Linked DNA regions of Mus musculus: region 1 is linked to region 2. The links are chromatin loops, found by intact Hi-C in ENCODE. Cell type or tissue: heart. All regions are shown on one strand.

What was found. A loop is a pair of places that touch in the nucleus more often than their neighbours do. Peaks named below come from ENCODE experiments on the same cell type or tissue, not always from the same donor. Only the 100,000 strongest peaks of a DNase experiment are listed, where the experiment ranks them.
Region 1: a loop joins it to region 2, with 3 times the contacts of the local background. A loop is called at or near these places in 9 of 42 quality-filtered maps.

Annotation. Positions count from the first base shown.
Region 1 is chr5:135,012,034-135,020,033 of GRCm38, reverse strand. It overlaps Abhd11 (abhydrolase domain containing 11), which reads right to left. Exons shown (of 6, transcript NM_145215.2): 6 at 7,859-8,000. Abhd11os (abhydrolase domain containing 11, opposite strand) reads left to right here and starts at 6,877. Exons shown (of 4, transcript NR_026688.1): 1 at 6,877-6,949; 2 at 7,246-7,340; 3 at 7,484-7,604; 4 at 7,702-7,912. In heart, CTCF peaks have their summits at 3,478 (motif pointing left) and 6,765 (motif pointing left); DNase peaks (open chromatin) are centred at 4,353, 6,803, 7,253 and 7,593; H3K4me3 peaks cover 974 bases; H3K27ac peaks cover 1,049 bases.
Region 2 is chr5:135,275,819-135,283,818 of GRCm38, reverse strand. No RefSeq gene overlaps it. Among named protein-coding and RNA genes, the nearest start is that of Fzd9, 29 kb to the right of the region's middle. In heart, no CTCF peak of the experiment used is centred here; a DNase peak (open chromatin) is centred at 3,298; H3K4me3 peaks cover 816 bases; H3K27ac peaks cover 1,336 bases.

The DNA of each region.
Region 1 (8,000 bases), 260 kb after region 2:
AACATTTTCTTTCTTTCTTTCTTTCTTTCTTTCTTTCTTTCTTTCTTTCTTTCTTTCTTTCTTTCTTAGTTTCTCTCTCTCTCTCTCTCTCTCTCTCTCTCTCTCTCTCTCTCTCTCTCTCTCTCTCTCTCTCTCTTTCTTTCTTTCATTGTTGAATGCTCTACTGCAGAGCCATAGTGCCATGACCCTAGCTATTCACTGGGTGATTCTAGGTTTCTAGGCAGGTGTCCTACCACTGAGCCACGCCCCCAGCTCTGCCCTGGGGGATTCTAGTCAAGGACTCTACCACTGAGCCACACCCCCAGCCCCTCACTGAGGGATTCTAGGCAAGGGCTCTACCACTGAGCCATGCCCCCAGCCCCTCACAGAGGGATTCTAAGGAACTCTACCATGGTGTTACACTCCTAACCTCTAAAGAGGGTTATGTAACCCTCTTTATGTAACAGGCTGGCCCACTCAAACTAGCCCAAAACTTGATACAATCACCTTGTCTCTGCTTCTCAAGGGACGGGAATTACAGACACAGCCCGACTCCTAGCTTGAGTATTGTCATTTTTAACTCTCTCCTCCCCCCCACTCTCACCCCACCCCCAGCCCTAGGCGTTCTCAGCTATTGTTTGGTTTTGGTTTTGGTTTTTTGAGACAGGGTTTCTCTGTGTAGCCCTGGCTGTCTTGGAACTCACTCTGTAGACCAGGCTGGCCTCAAACTCAGAAATCCACCTGCCTCTTCCTCCCAAGTGCTGGGATTAAAGGCATGCGCCCCCACTGCCCGGCTCTTCAGGTTTTTAAAAGCATTCTTTATTATATAATTTCTATCTCTGTGCTAACTTGCTTTTGTCTTTTTAAAAATATTTTATGTGGTGGTGCATGCCTTTAATCTCAACACTTGGGAGGCAGAGGCAGGCAGATCTCTGAGTTTGAGGCAGCCTGGGCTACAGAGCTAGTTCTGGTACAGCCAGGGCTACATAACAAAACCTTGTCTCAGAAAAAAAAGTGTGTGTGGGTATTTTGTCTGCAGGTGTACATGGGCAGCACATGCATGCATGGTGTCCAAGGAGACCAAAGGAGAGCATCAGATTCCCTGGGACTGGAGAATAGACAACGTTGAGCTGCCATGTGGTTGCTAGGAGTTGAACCCTGGTCTTCTGCAAGAGCAGACAGTGCTCTTAACTGCTGAGCCAATTCTCCAGCCACCCCCACCCCCAGGCCCCACCCCACACCTCCATATACACACTTTTGAGATAGAGTTGGTCACTGCTCTGGAACTAAGCAGGTGATACTCTCTGGCCAGGCATCCTCCTGCCTCCATCTCCCCAGCACTGTGCCTACAAGGACGTGCCACCATTCCTAGTTTTCTCAAGTGGGTTTTGATGATCCAACTGATCCTCACACTTCAAAACAAGCACTTCACTGACTGAGCCAACCTCTCCCCACCTCCACCAGGTCCTTTTGATGTCTATATTCTTTAACTCAGAGTCTCAACTAGGAGGCCTGGTGGGGCATGCCTTTAATCCCAGCACTCCTTAGGCGGACACAAAGGGATCACTGGTTTTGAGATTAACCTGATCTACATACAGAGCAAGTTCCAGGACAGCCAGGGCTACACACAGAGATTGCCTCCAAAAACTAAAACAACAAACAAATAAGTAAATAAATCAAGAGTTTCATGTCGCCCAAAGTGAATCTCATCGCATAGCTCTGGTTTCAGCATGTAGCCTTGGCTGGCCTGGAACTTGCTATGTAGAGCAGGCTGGCCCCAAACTCATAAAGAACCCTAACCTCTGCCTCCCAGTGCAGGGTGGGACTGAAGGCGGGCGACATCATGTCCAGCCCCGCTCCCACTTGAAATAAATGGTCTCTGTTGAGAAGACAGCTTTTGAGGAAATTTCAGGAGGGGAGGGGTAAACCATGCAGGGAAGAGCGCTTGGGGCTGAGGGGACAGTATGTACCACAGCAGTGACCAGGAAGAGTGTCTAGCATGTGTGTGGGACATCAGGGAAGTGAGGAAGCCTGGGGCATTGTGGGTAAGGAAGACCTCGGAAGAGATGAAGCCAGAGTCCATGGAGGAAGTGGGCTCAAGAAGCTTCAAGCGATCTTAGCCTATCATTGCTGGGCAGAAGAGGCATGGGTAGAGTCCACCATAGGCTTTAACAGGATTGTTTCAGGTTAACAGGCTGACAGGGGTTGAGGGGAGGAACACACATAAGCTGTGTCCTGAAGGCAGGGTGGCAGACAACGGTGGTGAAAGAAAGAGCTGGATTGTAACACCTACTAAAGGTGGGGCCAACAGAACTCAGTATTTGAATAATGGTTACTGTCCTTTTTTTCTTTTTTAAGATTTATTTATTTATTCTATGTAAGTACACGGTAGCTGTTTTCAGACACACCAGAAGAGTGCATCAGATCCCATTACAGATGGTTGTGAGCCACCATGTGGTTGCTGGGATTTGAACTCAGGACCTTCGGAAGAGCAGTCAGTGCTCTTAACCGCTGAGCCATCTCGCCAGCCTGGTTATTGTCCTTTTTAAAAAAGAGTTGCTAGGCAGTGGTGGCACATGCCTTTTAGTTCCAGCACTTGGGAGACAGAAGTAAGTGGATCTCTGTGAGTTCAAGGCCAGCCTGGTCTACAAAGCAAGTTCCAGAATACAGTCAGGGCTGTACAGAGAAACCCTGTCTTGAAAGGTAAATAAATACATAAATAAATGCTTTTATTATAGTGTGTGTGTGTATTTTAAAGTAGTCCAGGACCTGAGAGATGGCTCAGAGGTTAACAGAGAGTGCTGCTCTTGCGGAGGAGCTGAGTTCAGTCCTCAGTTCAACATGACGGCTCATGAGCACCTGTAACTACAACCCCAGGGGATCCAACATCTCTGGCTTCCATTGGCACCCACACTTATGGCACAGACCCACATCCACAAAATTAAAAAGAAAATTAAGCCAGACTATGGTGGCGCATGCCTTTAATCCCACCACTCAGCAGACAGATCCCTTGAATTTAAGGCCGGAGTGGTCAACAGAGTGAGTTTCAGGACAGCCAGGGCTGTGCAGAAAAACCCTGACTCAAAATGAATAAATGAATATATAAAACAACAAAAAAATGAATATACAGAGAAACCCTGTCTTTAAAAAAAGCCCAATAGGGGGCTGGTGAGATGGCTCAGCGGTTAAGAGTGCTGACTGCTCTTCCAAAGGCCCTGAGTTCAAATCCCAGCAACCACATGGTGGCTCACAACCATCCGTAACGAAATCTGATGCCCTCTTCTGGAGTGTCTGAAGACAGCTACAGTAGTGTACTTACATATAATAAATAAATAAATAAATAAATAAATAAATAAATAAATAAATAAATATTAAAAAAAAAAGCCCAATAGATAGATAAATAGATTGATTGATAAAAAAATGAGCACCTGCCGATCTTTCAGAAGACCTGGGTTTGGGTCTCAGCTCCCATAAGGAAGAGCAGCTCTGACGCCCTCTTCTGGCCTCTGTAGGCATCAGGCAAAATACTCATAAACTTAAAATTCAAAATAAAACTGTGTGTAGCTCACACCTTTAACCTCAATTCTGGGAAGGCAAATGCAGAAGGCAGCGACCTAGTTCAAGGTCAGCTTTGTTTACACAGTGAGTTCCACAACAGCCAAGGCCATTCAGGGTGCCTATCTCACAGGGCAGAGAGACAGACGGGGAGTGGGGAGGGAGGGGGAGGATTAGGATGCCACAGGGGAAAGGATATCACTGGACTGTGGTTGGTATTCTTAAATTTGAGCTCTCCATCACAGCTCCATGGGAAAGCCAGCAGACAAGTATGCCCTGGAGTTCAGATGAGGGTTGGGCTGGAAAACACCTGTAGAGTCGGTGTCTCATTTACCCCAGGCTAGCCTCTTCCTACTTTTTCTTCCTTCCCTCCATCCCTCCCTTCCTTCCCTCCTCTTTGGTTTTTGAGACAAGGTTTCTCTGTGTAGCCTTGACTATTCTGGAACTCGCTGTGTAGACCAGGCTGGTCTCTGCCTCTGAGTCCTAGGATTAAAGGCTTGGCCACTATGCCTGCTATGGCCTTAACCTTGATATGTAACCAAGGATGATCTTGAATTCCTTTTTCTTCGGCCTTCACCTCTCCAATGCTGGGATTCCATGCCAGTGCCGCTACCACCACCACCCACACTGGGTCATGCCCCTTGATTCCAGAGGTGTCACTAGATAGAGTGAGCAGAAAGCACATGCGGAGTCAGGTGAACAGATATTTTTTACAAAGGAACCCTGGGAATTGCCCACCACCCTGGGGAGGGTTTCCATTTCACACGTTGAGGGAGTAGGGGCAGCTCATGGGATCTTTGCTCTTGGGGGCTGCTGCCACCTTCAGGCCAAAGGTGGTACTGCTTCGCTTGTCTAGCTGCCTTCCCTTCAGAAGGTGGCGGCAAAGACACCCTGGCAGTGACACCCCCCGCTGCCAGTGAAAGAGGGAGACAGAGAAGTATAAGGGGCTGAATGTGCCTGGAGAAGGAGGAGGAAGCTTTACCCCCAACGTGGTTTTTGAGTTGGGGATAAACCCCAGAGTCTCACACATGCACCCTATTACCAAGTCACCCCTCAGTAGGGGGAATTCTAGGCAGATGCTCTACTGCTGAGCTACACCCACAAGGTGTTTATTGTGTGCATGGATGCCTTTGGAGGTATCGGATCCTCTGGGGCTGGAAGTACACGAAGTCTTGAGCCACCGGACAAGGGTGCTGAGAACTGAACTCTGCAACAAGGGCTCAGCCACCGAGCTACCCCTGTATTACGAAGGAATGTTTTTGATATGGCATAAGGAAACACAAATGAAGAGGTAAAAAACTGTAAAGCAATTTCTTTTCTTTTTAATGTATATGTGCGTTTTCCCAGATTCAGAAGAGAGGGAAAAAGAGTAACACATATATCCTATCTTTAGAATGCATCTTTTTCTTAAAAAAAGATTTATTTATTTATTATATGTAAGTACACGGTAGCTGTCTTCGGACACACCAGAAGAGGGCATCAGATCCCATTACAGACAGTTGTGAGCCACCATGTGGTTGCTGGGATTTGAACTCAGGACCTTTGGAAGAGCAGTCGGTGCTCTTAACCACTGAGCCATCTCACCAGCCCTAGAATGCATCTTCCATGTAGTTTCTGAGAAGACTTTCAATGTGATTTTGCCTCTACAGAGCTAGTTCCAGGAAAGCCAGGGCTACACAAAGAAACCCTGTCTGGGGGAAAGAGCGGGACCTAGTTCAACATAACTCAGTTCAGCTCTGTAGACCAGGTGGGCCTCAAACTCAAGAGATCTGCCTCTGCCTCCGAGTACAGGATTACAGGTGTAAACCGGGCTGGAGAGATGGCTCAGTGGTTAAGAGCACTGACTGCTCTTCCAGAGGTCCCAAGTTCAATTTCCAGCAACCATATGATGGCTCACAACCATCTGTAATGGGATCTGATGCCCTCTTTTGGAGTGTCTGAGGACAACTACAGTGTACTCGTATACATAGATTAAATAAATAAATTAATAAATAAATAAACCAAAGCACTCAGGAGGCAGAGTTTCCTCTAAATTCAAGGTCAACCTGGTCTACAGAGGATAGCTAAGGCCACACAAAACAAAAAACAAAAAACAAAAACCTCTCTACCATTATCCAATCTTAGGATGCTGAGATGCTCAAGTCCCTTATACAAAATGCTATATTATGGGCTGGGGTATGGCTCAATGGTAGAGCATCTGCCTAGAATCCCCCAGTGAGAGGCTGGGGGCGTGGCTCAGTGGTAGAGCCCCTGCCTAGTAGAATCCCTTGGGAGGCAGATTTCTGAGTTCGAGGCCAGCCTGGTCTACAGAGTGAGGTCCAGGACAGCCAGGGCTATACAGAGAAAACCAAAAACAAATAAACAACAACAAAAGAGATGCTCAAAATCTCAAAAGTATTTTTCTATTTCCAATATGGATTGGTGGTCATTTTAGAGTCAAGCAGTGGTGTCTCACAGAGAAGCCCTATCTCAAAACAAACAAAAGTCCCTCAGCTTGGAAATGCTGAGTTCAGTTAGACTGCTTCCCAGGCACTGCGTGTTTGGGGTATACTAGTAACAGCATAAAGGTAAGATGGGATTCAAGCTATTGGTAATGAACCAGGCGGTGGAGGCGCACGCCTTTATTCCCAGCATTCAGAAGGCAGAGGTAGGTGGGTCTCTGAGTTCAAGGCCAGCCTGATCTACAGAGGATAACCGGGGTGACATAGAGAAACCCTGTCTTGAAAAACAAAACAAAACAAAACAAAACAAAAAAAATAAAATGGTAAGCATGCCTGGTTCCTTGGGTTTTTGTTTTTTTCCTCTTGAGGTGGGATAAGAATTCTGGGGGCGGGCTGGAGAGATGGCTCAGTGGGTAAGAGCACCCGACTGCTCTTCCGAAGGTCCAGAGTTCAAATCCCAGTAACCACATGGTGGCTCACAACCATCTGTAACAAGATCTGACTCCCTCTTCTGGTGTGTCTGAAGACAGCTACAGTGTACTTACATATAATAATAAATAAATCTTTAATTAAAAAAAAAAAAGAATTCTGGGGGCAGATGATTCCTTGAAGAACTAGCACAGAGTCAACCCCTCGTGGCAGGGCGGGGGGGGGGGGCGAGGGGGGGCGGAGACTAGACGAGACACTGCCTGATGCTTGGCATTACAACTAAACTAAACCTAGGTTGTCTGTTCCTCTGAGACACGGGTGGAGCGCCCCCTGGAGGCGACAGACGGCAAGAATTGGGGAAAAGGCTTGGGGCCTTCCAAGGTGTTAAGAGGGAGGTGCACTTGCTCCTTGCCCCAGGCTGTCCTCCTGTAGGTGGAGTCTGCTAGGGAGTGCCTTGCCTGGAAGGGCAAAGGGCTCTGTCTTCTAGCCTCTACCAACTGACAAGTCTCAGTCACCAGGCCTTGACTCTCTAAGCTCATAGAAAGGTAAGCGACTCCAGAGCACTCAGTAGCATTTCTGTAGGGCTGTGTGGGAACTCCTTTCTCCTCAGGAGCTTCAAACACTGTCCATTCTGCAAAGTCCCATAGTCTACTTCCCGGCTAGCCAGACTAAGGGTCTCCTTTACAAGATGCCGGCGCAGCACCCCCTGGAGGCAAAGGGTGGTAAAACTGAGTGGAAATAGCATGAGGCAGGGCAGAGGCAGGGCAGAAGGACCCAGGGTGAGGCTTCTCCTTCTGACAAGCCCCAGGTCACTGCCTCCTCATCCATCACTCCCCAACAGAACCCAGAATCCCAAGCGGCAGGAGCACTGGGGGACACCCGGGCGGAACCTTCCCTGGAGCAAGTACTGCAGGAGAGGGATGAAGCCATTGCTAAGTGAGAGAAACTCTGGGGGTGGGGGTGGGGTGGAGGAGGGGGAAGTGGGGACTCACTCCTACTAGAGGAGAGGAAGGGGGCTCCAGATATTTCCAGAAGACAGCCACTGGAACACCCCCACCCCCATCCCCCACTGCCTGTAGGAAGCGCGCGGTGGAAGAGGAGCTGGACTCCTGTCGAGCCAGGCTGCGCACAGTGGAGGCTCAGCTGCTGGAGGTCCTGCAGGAGAAACTGAAGCTGAAACAGGAGGTGGAGGCCTGGGAGGTAGGGTGGAGCCTCTGAGTCGGGAGTCTTGGAAGACGCCCCTCCGCCCCTCCGTCCCCAGGGATTGCCTCGGACCTGCTCTCTCTCCCGTGCCCAGGAAGACATGCAGCATATGGTTCGAGAGCGGGTGCGGAGTCAGCTGCAGGGAGAGCCCAGAGGCACCCTGGGAACACACGAGAACACAAGCCCGGGCAGAAGTTCCTGGATTCAACTCTCCCGGGGTCAGTGGGGGCGACGGTGGTGAAAACGGATCCAGGGCTTAAAGGGGAACTGTCTTTATTCATTAAAAGTGTTGGGCCACTTCTGTACTCCTGGACCCTCTCCGTGCCCCTGAGTTTTTCTGTGCAGAAGCAAGATGGCACAGATCCCAAGCCTAGAGTCCCCTGGCTGCTCTTC
Region 2 (8,000 bases):
TGCCAACTTGACACAGCCTAGAGTCACCTGAGAAGGAAGAATCAATTGAGGAATCACCTAGATCTGATTGGCCTGTGGACATGTCTGCAAGGGAGGGGTTATGATTGTTAATTGATGTGGGAGGGCTTAGCCCACTGTGGGTGGCAACCATTCCCTAGGCAAAGTAGTTCTGGGCAGTATGAGAAAGCTAAGTGTGAGCCTGCATGAGCGAGCTGGATAACAGCATTCATCTACCATGACTGCTAGCTATAAAGTGAGTTCCCTGGTCAGAGGTAATATTGCTTAGAATAGCAAGCCAGCCTTCGGGTTCCTGACCTAAGTTCCTGCCCTGGTTTCCCTAGATGATGGATTGTGGCATGCAAGGGTAAACCAAATAAGTCCTTTCCTCCCTCAATTGCTTTTGGCCAGAGTGCCTCATCTCAGTAATAGGAAGGAAGCTAGAACAGAAGCCCAGGCAGGTCTGCAAGCTGAAATTCTGAGTGCAGCCCCATCCAGGGTGTGCTCAGAGAGCTGAGCAAGAAACACAGCTTAATAACTGCCGACCGTAACACACGGGGACTGTGAACATGAAACCTGATGATGACATCTCAGGTCCACCTGCACCTTGCCAGACACAGCCAGGGAGGGGGCAGAGAGAGGCACAATAAGCACGGAGTTGGCTGGAAACACAGAGTTTGGACCTCTTCTACAACCCCAACCAACCCAGGTTCTCACTCACAGATGCCAGCACTCCCGCAGCCTGGTATAAAGAAGTCTGTGACCGGCTGGCCGCCTGTGTCTCCTCGGCTGTGTACTGCCAACGTCACATACACGCATACCCCACACGGCCTGCTGCTCAGCAGAGTCTACCCTGCCCAGCTAAGCATTTAGAGAGAAAGGCTGGCACCTGGAGGGGCCTGACCCTATCGGGGCACCGAAAATGAATGCCACAGTGTTCCACCGTGTACAAAGAGCCTCACTCAAGCCCCGTGGAATAGATGTAGAAAGCACCAAGGTACGTTTCCAACCTCAGGATTCCTCAGCCGCCCTTTAGTGCGTCACTGGCTCCCTTTTGATTTCATGAGAAAGCCCTTCCTCACTCTGCCTTTGATTCTTGGGTCTCTCTCCCCTTCCAGGGACGCCTTTCCATTCCTCTCTCCAGGCCCAGGGGCTATTCCTCCTCCTCCTCCACAGAACTAAATAACAAGGCTGTCTATCATGAAGGAAGCAGGACTGCCTCCTGCCAGAGCCCTCTTCTCTTACTCTTTGCTTCTTCCACATCTTTTTGCTGTGGAAGGAATCCCTGGCCTTAGACACGCTGTTTTAAAAATTAACTTAAGGGGCTGGTGAGATGGCTCAGTGGGTAAGAGCACCCGACTGCTCTTCCAAAGGTCAGGAGTTCAAATCCCAGCAACCACATGGTGGCTCACAACCATCCATAACGAGATCTGAAGCCCTCTTCTGGAGTGTCTGAAGACAGCTACAGTGTACTTACATATAATAAATAAATAAATCTTTTTTAAAAAATTAACTTAAATGAAAATTGAATTTAAATGTATTTACTAAAAGCTATTATTAATGTGTGATGTGGGGTGTGCTGTGGCATGCATGTGGATATCAGAAGTCAAGTTTGAGGAGTCAGTTCTTTCTCTGTACCATTATGCTCACATAACAAGTAACAAAATCAAGTCACCAGACTTGCACCAGAGGCGCCTGTACTAGCTGAGCCACAGTCCCAAAGAGGGATGTGTAAGAAGGAGTTCTTCAGATGCGGGAGAGGTAGACTCAGAAGGTACCCACTGGATGGTCAGGTCAGCCAAGCTGCCCCTGGAGACTGAAGTCCCGAGAGTGTTCACGGAAGGTGTTGCTAAGTCTAGCGTCTGCATGTGATAGAGCAGGAGCTGAGACGACTCAGCCAACCGACCGGCAAGTGTGGGCTCACTCAAACAGTAAAGAGGGCCGATGGTACAGTTCTGAGATGCAGTTCTTGTCTGATAGGCGCAAGGCCCTGAATTCCATACCTAGCACTACAGGAAAACAAATGAAAAGGAGGTACAGTAAAATGTTAAACCCAGGATGGGACTGCGAATAAGACAGTCACAATAAGGGATTAGAGGTATTAACACTTAAAAGGATGACACTCTGGGCATGGTAAGATGGTGCACACTTGTCCCTGAAGCACCCACGAAGATGAAGTAGGAGAGTCATGAAGCTAAGGCTAGCCTGGGCTATATAATGAGATGGTATGGAAGTGTCAGGGCAGGGGGTGTGGCTCAGTGGTTGTTTGTTTCGATTCCCCTAATGAGAGGCTGGGACCTTCACTCAGAAATAGATCACTCGCCCAGCATGGGCAAAGCCCAGGGTTCGAACCCCAACACAAAAACAAAATAACACAATTCCTCTTGGGATTAAAGGTCCACACTTGTAATCCCAGCACTTGGAAGGCTGAGGCAGGAAGACTGGGGGTTCAAGACGAGCCCCAGTAACACAGACCATGTATGGAAACAAATCTGGTGACGTGAGACACCCCTGAAATACCAGAACTGGGCAGCTGAGGTAACAGGATAGCCTTGAATGAATGATCAGCCTTGGCTAAAAAGTTAGCTCTAGGCTAGTCTGGGTGAGAGAGAGACTTGTCTCAAACTAGGCTTTGTTCTCTTGTGACTTTCACAAATCTTTCCCCTGGCTCTGCTCTGTCGCCTGACTCCTCTGTCCAACACGCGGGCTCCACCCTGGATTGCCTGCCCTTTCCCAGAGAGGGTTCATCTAAACCAGTGGTTCTCAACCGTCCCAGTGCTGTGACACTTTAATACAGTTCCTCATGTTGTGGTGACCCCTAACCATAAAATTATTTTCAGTACTATATCATAACTGTAACTCTGCTACTGTTACGAATCATAACGTAAATAGCTATGTTTTTCTGATGGTCTTAGGTGACTCCTGTAAAAGGGTGGTTAGACCCCCAAAGGGGTCTCAATGACCACGTAGAGAACCACCATTCTCAACCTCCAACTTTACCCACAGTCCTCCTTAACCTTTCCCTCAGCCCCGCCCCTGTGCAGCTTGTAAACTCTGTTGCTAAGCTGTCACATGCTTTTCTTTTTTTTTTGGAAGGAAGTCTGGGATCAAGGATGCTCACTCTCCACCCCCCACCCCCCACCCCGCCCCCTCCAAAAACACTCTGTCCTGAGGCAGCCCAGTCCCCTGGCTCTGTAACAGGGAGAGTGAAAACAGCCAGGAGCTAAAGGTGTTAGAAACATTGTGTCCTTGAAAACAGCTGGAAGCTAAAGTATTCCCAACAGGGTCACTACTGTTTATTCCACCCCATGTGCGGGAGGTGGGGAATGGGAGCCGGAAGCCTGGTGTGGTGGCACACCTTCAATCCCAGCATTTGGGAGCCAGAGGCAGCCGGATCTGTGAGTTGTCCATGCCAGCCAGAGCTACATAGTGAGACCCTGTCTAAAAAAAGATGGATTCCCGGGACTGTGTCCAGAACAGCTCAGGTATGGCTTTGATTGGCTCCGCTTGGCTCGCTGCTCATCCCTGAACGCAATAGGAAGTTGGGTAGTAATCTCTGATTGGCCGTCTGGTTTTGTGCCCGTCTCTGATTTGGGGCATTTGAGAGTTCAGTAATGAGGTTCTCTGAAACCAGAAAGCCAGAAAGCTGCCAAGTGACCAAACCTCTTCCACAGGGGGAGTCTTGAGGGTTCCTTTATGAGGGGGTAGGAGAGGGACGATGAGGAGGATGTGAAGAGAGAGAATTCCTGGCTAGTAGTAAACACCTTGTCGAAAAAGAATCATGGCTGGCCCTGTGGTTTGGAGCTGTCCACGTTGCTATGGTTTGTAATGGTTCATCCTCAACAGATTCATGTGTTAAGGGTTGGGGAGCGGGGGTGGGGGTGGGGAGGTGAATAGGGGATTTGTGAAGGGGAAACTAGGAAAGGGGATAACATTTGAAATGTAAATAAAGAAAATATCTAATTTTTAAAAAGTGTGATCTCCAATGGGAGCAAGATCAAGACAGTGGAACCTTTGACTTTTAAAGATGCAGCCCAGCAGGAGGCTCAGTCCTCAGTCCTACGGAGCTGGTGTAGTCCTCACGGAATCCTGCTTTATGCTCCTACTTGTGAATTGCTTTTTTTTTTTTTTTTTTTTTTTGGAGACCAAGCCTCACTAGGTCGACTTGTCTGGTCTGGAACTCAGTATGTAAACCAGGCTAGCTTTGAACTCACAGAGATCTGCCTGCTTCTGCTTCTCAAGTGCTGAGATTAAAGGCGCGTACCACTATGTCCATCTAGAGTGGATGGCTTTTAATGCCAGCACTAGGGGCGAGGGAGCAGAGGCAAGTAGATCGCTATGGATTCCAGGTCAACCTGGTCTATAATAGCAAGTCCCAGGCCAAAAAACAGACGCCATAACGCAACCGCAAAGACTCAGCGGCTGGACAAGATGGCACCCGTCTGTAATCCTGGCACTTTTTAAATGGAGGCAGGAGGACCAGAGGTCACAGTCATCTTTAGGTACATATATTTGGCTGAAAACTCAGGTGGGGTACATGAGCCCTTATCTGGAAGATGGATGGATGGATGGATGGATGGATGGATGGATGGATGGATGAGACTGCCCTTTCACTGGTCTACAGCTTCCTTATAAATGTGTGAGACCTTCCACAGCCGATGTATTTCCTCTTGCCAGAAGTTCCTCCAAAAGTACAAACTGGACAGGTACCACCTAGTGGAGGACCGCACTCCTCCAGAGCCGGGCACTAGATCCATAATAAGTAACACTAAAACCACCGTGAGGGCTCAGCGGAGAAAGGCACCTGACACCAAGGCTGGTGACCCGAGTTCCATCCCAGGGCCCATATGGAGGAAGGAAGAAATCATCTTCTACAAGTTGTCCTTCCCCCCACACACATGCCCCCCACCCCAATAAGTAAATAAATTTGTGATTGGGGTTTATGACTTTGGGGCTTGTGTAGGAAGCACAAAGTTTTCTGGTTTGAGTCCCAGGATCCAATTTCGGGTATGTCTGTTGCAGCAACAGAAAAAGAACCAATATACTTCCCATCAGCACTGGAGTTCTGACATCAGAGGAGGTGACTTGACGGTAGTCATGGTGCCTCTGAGATCCAGTAGCTTTCTCTGCACAGGGCACAGTAGCACAGACCTCTAACCCTAGCACCAGGAAGATGAGGCAGGAGCCTTGAGAGTCTGAGGCCAGCCTGGGCTGCAGAGTGAATTTGAGATTAGCCTGGACTAAGCTAGCCCACCTCAAAAGATAAGAAGCCAGGCCTGAAGAGATGGTGCTGTGGTGGGGCAGGGTGGGGTGGGCCTAAGAGCATTAGCTCTCCTTCCAAAGGACCGGGGTTCGGTTCCCAGCACCCATGTGGCAGCTCACAACTCTGTGGGCACCAGGCACACATGTGATAGGTACACACACATACATGCATCCCTAATACCTGTACACAACCGTACACAAAAAATAAAAATAAAAAAAATTTAAAAACCCAAACAAAAGGAAAAGTCAAAGCCTGAGCATGATGGTGCACACCTTTAATCTCAGCACTAGGAGGGGCAGGGATATCTCTGTAAGTTTGGGGTCAGCCTGGTCTACATCATTCCAGGACAGCCAGGGCTATGTAGAGAGACCCTGTCTCAACAAACAAACACAATGTCAAACAAACAAAATATCAAAACTAGAAAATCACACAGTTTGCAGGGGATTAAATGGAGATTCTGGGCCCCAGCCGGTGAACTATCAGGCCACCAAGGTGTAGGAAAGAAATTTCGCGTCCAATGGCCCAGGCCACCAAGGCAAGTGATTCAGCTAAGAGCCTCCCTTCTATTTACAGTTCTTTGTCTCTCTTTCGTGTGTTTGTCTGTGAGGAAGCTCCACATAGCTCTTGTGAAGCCAGAGGACAAAAATCAGTCCTCCCTCCCACCCTGGGGGCTCCAGGAATCGAACTCTGGTCCTCTAGCTTGGTGGCCTGCGGAGCCATCTCATTGCCTCAAGTCCTTTCTTTTTTTCTTTCCCTTCCATCCCTCGTTCCCCCCTTTTTCTCTTTTGAATGTGTGGTGTACATGTGTGTACATGTCAGTTATTATAGGGTGTGCATCGTGTGCATGCCTGGAGACCAGAAGTCTCAGGGCACGGTGTCTCCCCAGCCACTCTCTGTTTTATTTTTTATTTTTTTTAAAGATTTATTAATTTATTATATGTAAGTACACTGTAGCTATCTTCAGACACTCCAGAAGAGGGAGTCAGATCTTGTTACAGGTGGTTGTGAGCCACCATGTGGTTGCTGGGATTTGAACTCCTGACCTTCGGAAGAGCAGTCGGGTGCTCTTACCCACTGAGCCATCTCACCAGCCCCTCTGTTTTATTTTTAATTCCGTTTGTGTGTGTGTGTGTGTGAGAGAGAGAGAGAGAGAGACAGAGAGAGAGACAGAGACAGAGACAGAGAGACAGAGAGAGACAGAGACAGAGAGACAGAGAGAGACAGAGAGACAGAGACAGAGACAGAGACAAAGATACAGACAGGGAGAGAGAAAATGCGCACAATTGAGAGAGACCGCGAGCGCAGGCACATGAGCGGTGGTCAAAGGGCAACTTGGAGCTGTTTTATTTGGTTTTGATTGCTTGCTTGTGTTTTCCTTTCTCTATGTGGGTCTCTAAGGTTCTCTCCACTTGTCAGCCTGGGTCTCCTAAATGAACTTGGAGCTCTCACCCTTCTGTCCTTCTGTCTCTGCCTCCCCAGTTCTAGGCAAACAGACACCCCAGCTTTCAAACGAGTGCCAGGGATAACCAAACGCAGATCCTCAGGCTTTTTCAGCAAGTGCTTCACCCGCCGAGCCATCTTGCCCCGAGAGCCCTGTCCTGTCCCCTCCAACCAGACACAACTGGTTGGAGGCCTGGCTCTAGCCGCTGGGAGCCAAACGGGCTTCATGGACGAGCCACTCTGCACCTACAGGACAGCCGCAGTGTGTGCGGAGGATAGAGCATCGCGGCGGTGACACTGAGCTAGGTACTCACCCTCCCTACCCGGTCTCCCACCCCCATCCCTCAGGGGCGAAGGCTCCTGCGTCGCCTGCGATTCCGTCGCCGTCAGCAGAAAGTGTCGTGGCGCCAGCGCGGGGCGGCGGGACCGCGGACTGGAGCGTGGCCGGCGCTGTGCGGGTTCGGATCCGCCTGCATTTGTGTTGGCAGCGGCCCGGGGCACAAGGCCTGGGCGATGAAAGGGGCCTCTGTCTGCACTCGCCGTGCCCCGCTCACTTTACTCTTAACAGAGCTTGGAAGCTTTCCTCCTCTTTCCCAAAATACACGTGCGTGCGTGGAGTGTGTGTGTGGAAAAAAAAAAAAAAAAAAAACACTCACAGCGAAGGTTATGTCCTGGCCCAGGCACAGGAAATGTGAACCCCAGGGGCAGAGGAGGAGAAAAAAAGAAAATAAAGCGTTTCTTCCTGGGCAGGGTGGCTGCTCCCTCTAGTCTCTGAGGGAAGGTCGGGAGACATTTTTCCAACACCCCACTGTCATTATCCCAGGAGACATGGGCTCTTCGTCAACCTAAATGGATGATGAAGTGGGCGCTGCCTTGTCAGCAATGCTGTCACCAAATGTGCCCAGAGGGACCCTGCCAAGCATAAGGATGGAGACAAGCCGATCCCTGGTACTCAGTGACCAGCCAACCTATCATCTAGTGAATAGCAGGTTCCATGAGAAAGCTCATCTCATAAACTGAGGAGGAGGGCCTGGCAAGATGGCTTTGTGGGTAAAAGTGGCTGCTGCCAAGTGTGACCATCCGAGTTCGATCCCTGGGCTACACTACACAGGGTGGGAGTCGAGAAAGCACAAGCTGACCTCTGACCCCCACACTCCCCCATACACATACAAATGAATGTAATTTAAACATAACTAAAAAGAAAGCAGAGAGCAGTGGAGGAAGACACCTGGGACTGACCTCTGGTACCCCTGGACCATGAACTCTGATCTTCCATCCCTACTTCCTGAGTGCACACACC